Regions from separate parts of the Homo sapiens genome. Here region 1 is linked to region 2. A link is a loop called in an ENCODE intact Hi-C map of the cell type or tissue named here. Cell type or tissue: PC-9. All regions are shown on one strand. Each heading gives the region's core, and the rest is flanking DNA. Links, peaks and the distances in the headings are about the cores only.

What was found. Hi-C counts contacts between places; a loop is a spot of excess contacts. Peaks named below come from ENCODE experiments on the same cell type or tissue, not always from the same donor. Only the 100,000 strongest peaks of a DNase experiment are listed, where the experiment ranks them.
Region 1: a loop joins it to region 2, with 3 times the contacts of the local background. A loop is called at or near these places in 7 of 110 quality-filtered maps.

The regions. Positions count from the first base shown.
Region 1 is chr3:133,643,221-133,646,147 of GRCh38, forward strand. TOPBP1 (DNA topoisomerase II binding protein 1) reads right to left here. Exons shown (of 28, transcript NM_007027.4): 11 at 800-1,143; 12 at 1-152. Among named protein-coding and RNA genes, the nearest start is that of TOPBP1, 17 kb to the right of the region's middle. In PC-9, for the core only: no CTCF peak of the experiment used is centred there; a DNase peak (open chromatin) is centred at 1,731; H3K27ac peaks cover 1,135 bases.
Region 2 is chr3:133,590,052-133,592,978 of GRCh38, forward strand. CDV3 (CDV3 homolog) reads left to right here. Exons shown (of 5, transcript NM_017548.5): 5 at 1-210. Among named protein-coding and RNA genes, the nearest start is that of CDV3, 18 kb to the left of the region's middle. In PC-9, for the core only: no CTCF peak of the experiment used is centred there; a DNase peak (open chromatin) is centred at 1,560; H3K27ac peaks cover 730 bases.

The sequences.
Region 1 (2,927 bases), core at 177-2,676, 53 kb after region 2:
AGGAATGTTAAAGACTCTTTTTCTGCTCCAGCACACTGGCTAAATGAAATAACACAATCCTCTAAAGGAGTCATTCCTGTCATTACTGGAACTGGTGTGAAGAGAGGATTCGACTTTGGATCAAACAAAGTCTGATAGTCTATGCAAGTAACCTTTTAAAAACAAAAGAAATAGTAAAGCCAACCTGAAATAAGCAACCAGTGGTTAACACTGGTTCAGGTACAGAAGCAATAATTTAGTTTTGATAAGAAGAAATTTTACTTTAATACAAACTTGTGTATGCTCATTCTCAATACATTTCATATCATAATGTTAGAGTATATATATACATACACACATATACATACATCGACTAATTACATTAGGCTATTAAAATCGGTAAGATCTATTATTAGAGTTACTGAATGTTGCTTTAAATTTCATTCCTTCTAATGTATTAGTTTATACTATTTTTCTCATAATTCTTGGAATGTTAAAAAAAAAAAAATCAACAGTGAAATTACCAGTGATGCTTTGGTTATGAGAAAACAAGACAAATAGTATGAGATGACCCTAGAGTGACCTCCTAAGAAGGAATGTTGCTGCTGTGGCCCTGGGAAACAGTAATCTCTACTGTATCGGGATTAGGCCAAGAAGCTTGCACATTTAATTTTGAATTTCCCTTGCTAAAAGCAAAATCAAGAGTGTTCAAGTCCAAGCATTGATTTACTGTAACTGAACTGTCTAAGAAATAAACATTAACCTTCTTGGCATTCAGATATCCTTCGATACTTTATTTCAACCACTAGTGTTGTCTTACCAGCCATGTATTTGTAACAACTTCTCCCACAGTGGCTTCCACTTCACACCCCAGCAGAGGAACCACAGCATAATCCGCAACAGTTCTGCTCAGAAGGGACATGATTTTCCCAGCATTTTCTTTTATGATGTTTGCGATGTTAGATTCATTTTCATTACTAAAACCCAAAACAAGGAAACTCTTTTGGCTAAATAAGCCTTCTTCAGTAATTGTAGAAACATCAGGGACACAATGACTGACAGAAGACTGGTTTTCTTCTTGCAAAGAAATGTGAGTAGAATCATTCAAGGGCTCAGCATGAGTAGAATCATTAAAGGGCCTGGCTTCAGACGTCTTAGCCTCAACTGAAAGAGAAAAGTAAATGTTTTCTAACCAACAATTTACCTTATACAGTTTACTTCCTAGCAAGGATATTAACGTAACATGGAATCTGATAATTTTGACCATACTTACAAAACTAAAGCTTACGTGTATAATAAAGGGATATGGATTCACCCCGTCTTCGGGGTTACCAAGAGTCCTTATCAGTATTACCATCATCCATTGGGAAGGACAAGAGCAATCATGTTAGTTCTAGGTATTCCTAGTATAATGGAAACTTGAATTAGTTTAAAATTATATAGCTCCAACAGGACTTAGTTCCAAAACTGGTTTAGATGATTCACCATAAAATTAAGAAACTATCATTAAGAAAAAAATTAACAAGTCTAAATGGTATAACTGTCAAGTCCTTAACATGGAACATGTTAACATGGAAATAACTATAAGGAAGTGGCTGGCAAATCCTAAAATATTTATTGTCTACTCCTTTAGAGAAAAAGTTTGCCCTGCTATGTGATTCCAACAAGGCTGGAAGCTATCCAAGAATCACTCTTTCATTTATATAAGCACTGTGACTAAGTGCTTTACAAATGCATGTAATGCTCACATAATGCTAACTGTGAGGCTGATACTATCAGTACATCCCTTTTGTACAAAAGGAGTCTCAGGCTTGAAGAGGTTATGTAACTTGCCTAAGGTCACACAGTTAAGTGGCAGAAATGAGATACAAACCAAAGTCTGTCTAACTCCAGAGTTCACACCACCATGTTATAGTGCCATCTTCGTACTTCTATCCTCATCTCCAACAGACACTAGCATTTTCATTTTTAAGTAAATTGTAATATACATTAGGAACTTGTAAATTAAGTACACTGCAATATATATTAGGAACTTATGACTCCTACTAAACATAAGTATTAAAATTGTACTTATTCGCACTAAGGAAGCATAGTTTTGTCTAGGGAGTTTACTGGTCAGTAAGTCAGGAGAGCTGGGTTCTAGTTTTATAGTCTCTTTGACCCTTGGTTTCATAATATAAGGAATAAAGGGTAATAGTATACTTATAATTTACAGATATACTCATGGGAATGAATATGCTTAGATGGAATTAAAGGTGAGGCAATACTATAAAACATTCCGGAAAGTTTTTTAAACAGTTTTGTTAAAATGTAAAGTTTGTTTTATAAGTAAAAACCTTCTTATTTTTTGCAAGTACAATTATTTTGCAGTCACATCTAGGAGAAAAAAATAACTTTTTTCGACGTCTATATGTTGTTGGTAAGATGGGAAGGAGGAAGAAATCCAGTAGAATTTTAGACTACTACTATAAAAACAAAGTAGAAATACTAAGTTCTTATAAACCATCAGTAAAACTCTGAAGTTATTAAGAGACTCATAATAAACTAACATGTTCTACAGCAGTTCTTTCCGTTTATTTTAGCAGTAGGATCTCTTTTCAAACAGACCGCACCCAAAAGCCTAAGAGATACTACATAATAAACCTATCATTCAAAAAGCTCCCCTAGGGCCGGGCGCGGTGGCTCATGCCTGTAATCCCAGCACTTTGGGAGGCTGAGGTGGGTGGATCACAAGGTCAGGAGTTCAAGAGCAGCCTGGCCAACATGGAGAAACCCCATCTCTACTAAAAATAGAAAAATTAGCTGGGCATGGTGGCACGTGCCTGTAATCCCAGCTACTTGGGAGGCTGAGGCAGGAGAATCACTTGAACCCAGAAGGCAGAGGTTGCAGTGAGCCAAGACCACGCCACTGCACTCCAGCCTGGTGACAGAGCAAGACTGCATCTCAA
Region 2 (2,927 bases), core at 178-2,677:
AAGACCTGCAGCAGATTTAAATTACAACTCTTGTTATAACTTTTTAAAAGATTGTGAAAATATCAAAATATAAATGAATCAAGTTTTAATATACTGTATGATGGGTGGATGAGGCTGTCCATTGTACCATTTGTTTGAATTCTCAGGCATGGTTTGGCAGTGCAAGAATTCTGTAACATTAACAAATTCAATAAAAAGTAAATATATGGATTTTGGACTGTAATGGTTATTTTAAAGCCTTATTCTGTCTTTGAAAATGGTGAGTTGAGGTCACACCTCTCTTGCTGTGGGAAGGTGAAGATGCTCTAAACTCAGGGGTGTACTTTTTTTTTTTTTTGAGACAGTTGCTCTGTCGCCCAGGCTGGAGTGCAGTGATGTGATCTTGGCTCACTGCAACCTCCGCCTCCCTGGTTCAAGCGATTCTCCTGCCTCAGCCTCCTGAATAGCTGGGATTACAGGCGTGCACCACCACACCCAGCTAACTTTTGTATTTTTAGTAGAGACGGGGTTTCACCATGTTGGCCAGGCTGGTCTTGAACTCCTGACCTCGTGTTGCACCTGCCTCGACCTCCCAAAGTGCTGGGATTACAGGCGTGAGCCACCGGGCCTGGCCAGGAGTGTACTTTCTGTTTCAGAAGTGTTTACAGAGTACTCAAGCATAAAAAAGACCGATGAGGATTTAGGCAAACCAAAGACAGTAAAAAAAGAAATAGAAAATTTAAAAAATACAACACGCATGAAAGTGGCTGCAAAGCTGTGACAAATATTTTTGGAAAACTTGAAATACACATTTGTCCTTGTTGCTGTATTAAATTTTGTTACCTTAAACTATGGCAAAGGAATCTAAAATCTTTATATAGACTAAGGATTTAAGGCTTTGTTCGATTAATCTTACAATTCTCAAAAACAGTAATTTTAAATTTCAGGATTTAGTTTGGATTATAGTCCCTCGATTTCTAAATTAGCAAAAGTATATTTCAGTCATTTTGGTAGTGGAGTTTAAATATGTAATGTTAACAATTTACTATTTGATTATTCTTTGTGCTTGATTGAGATCTTTTTTTTTTTTGACAACCTTATTTAAGATAGAACACACACACAAACTCACACTCTATCAGTCTTCCCTGCTTTAATTTCTTCTATAGTTTTAACTTTTTAGATAAAAGTCACTCTTTTCAAAAAGAAAAAAAGAGACAGGGTCTTGTGCTGGAGTGCAGTGGCGCAATCATAGTCCCCTGCAGCCTTTAACTCCTGGGATCAAGGAATCCTCCCGCTTCAGCCTGCTGAGTAGCTGGGATTAATGTGTGTGCTACCAAGCACTATTTTGTTTTTTAAGAGATGGGGTCTTGCTATGTTGCCCAGGCTGTTCTCAAGCTTCCTGGTCTCAAGCAGTCCTCCTCTGCGTCCCAAAGTGCTGGAATGTTTTACAGCCACTTTGGGAGCCACTACACCTGGCCAAAAGTCACCTTTTGAAGTGTACAATTTAAGAATTTCTTATATTCTCAAAGTTATGCAACCATCACCACTCTTAAAATTCTTGAACATTTTCATCACCCCAAAAAGAAATTCTATTGTTATTAGTCATCATTTTCTTCTTTCCTCCCAAATTCCTCAGTCCTAGGCAGCCACTATTGTATTGTCTCTAGTTTCTTTTTTCTGTTTTTTTTTTTTTTTTTTTTTTGAGACAGTCTTGCTGTCACCCAGGCTGGAGTGCAGTGGCACATTGTCAGCTCAATGCACCCTCCGCCTCCCGGATTCAAGTGATTCTCCTGCCTCAGCCTCCCCGAGTAGCTGGGATTACAGGCACCCACCACCACGACTGGCTAATTTTTGAATTTTTAATAGAGATGGGGTTTCACCATATTGGCCAGGCTGGTCTCAAACTCCAGACCTCAGGTGATCCACCCGCTTTGGCCTCCCAAAGTGCTGGGATTACAGCTGCATGAGCCACCGTGCCCGGCCTAGATTTTCTCATTCTGGTCATTTCATATAAACAGGGTTATACAATTTGTTTTTCAGAGACTGGCTTCTACACTTGTTTTTGAGCATGTTTTTGAGGCTTAGCATGTATCAGTGCTTCGTTTTTATTGCTAAACAATATAGGTAATTGTATGGGTATACCACGTTTAAATTGTACATTCATCTGTTGGACATTGGGGTTGTTTCATTATTATGAATGATGTTGCTATGAACTTTCATGTACAAGTTTTTGTATCAACATTTCCAATTCTCTTGGGTATATACTTAGAGATGAAAGGCTGTATCACTTTGAGGAACTGCCAAACTCTTCTAAAGTAGCCTCACCATATTATATATTACTATTCCCACCAGCAGTGTCAGAGGATTCCAGTTTCTCCAATATCCTTGTGATCACTTGTTTCAGATTGGTTCTAGTCTTCCGAGTGGGTGTGAAGTATCTCATTATGGTTTTATTTTGCATTCCTATAATGACTAGTGATGTTGAGCATCTTTAAATGTGCTTACTGGCCATCTGTATGTCTTTGGAAAAATGTGTATTCAAATCCTCTGCCAATTTCTAAATTGGTTTACTTATAATTTTATTGTTGAGTTGCAAGTGTTTTAAATTTCAGGTGCTACTTCTTTGTCAGATACATGAATTGTAAACATTTTCTCCTACCATTTTTCCCTTTCTTAGAAGTGTCTTTTGGAGTACAAAATTTTCAATTTTGATGAAGTCCACCTTTTCTATTCTTTAGTTGCTTGTGCTTGGGTGTTATATCTAAGAAAACATTGCCTAACCCAAGTCATAAAGATTTATGCCTATTTTCTTCTAAGAGTTTTATGTTTTTAGCTCTTTCATTTAGGTCTTTGGTCTATTTTAATTTTTTTTATTGTGACTTAGGGCTCCAGCTTCATTCTTCTGCATGTGACTACCAGTTGCTCAGCACCAAGACTCATAGTTTTTG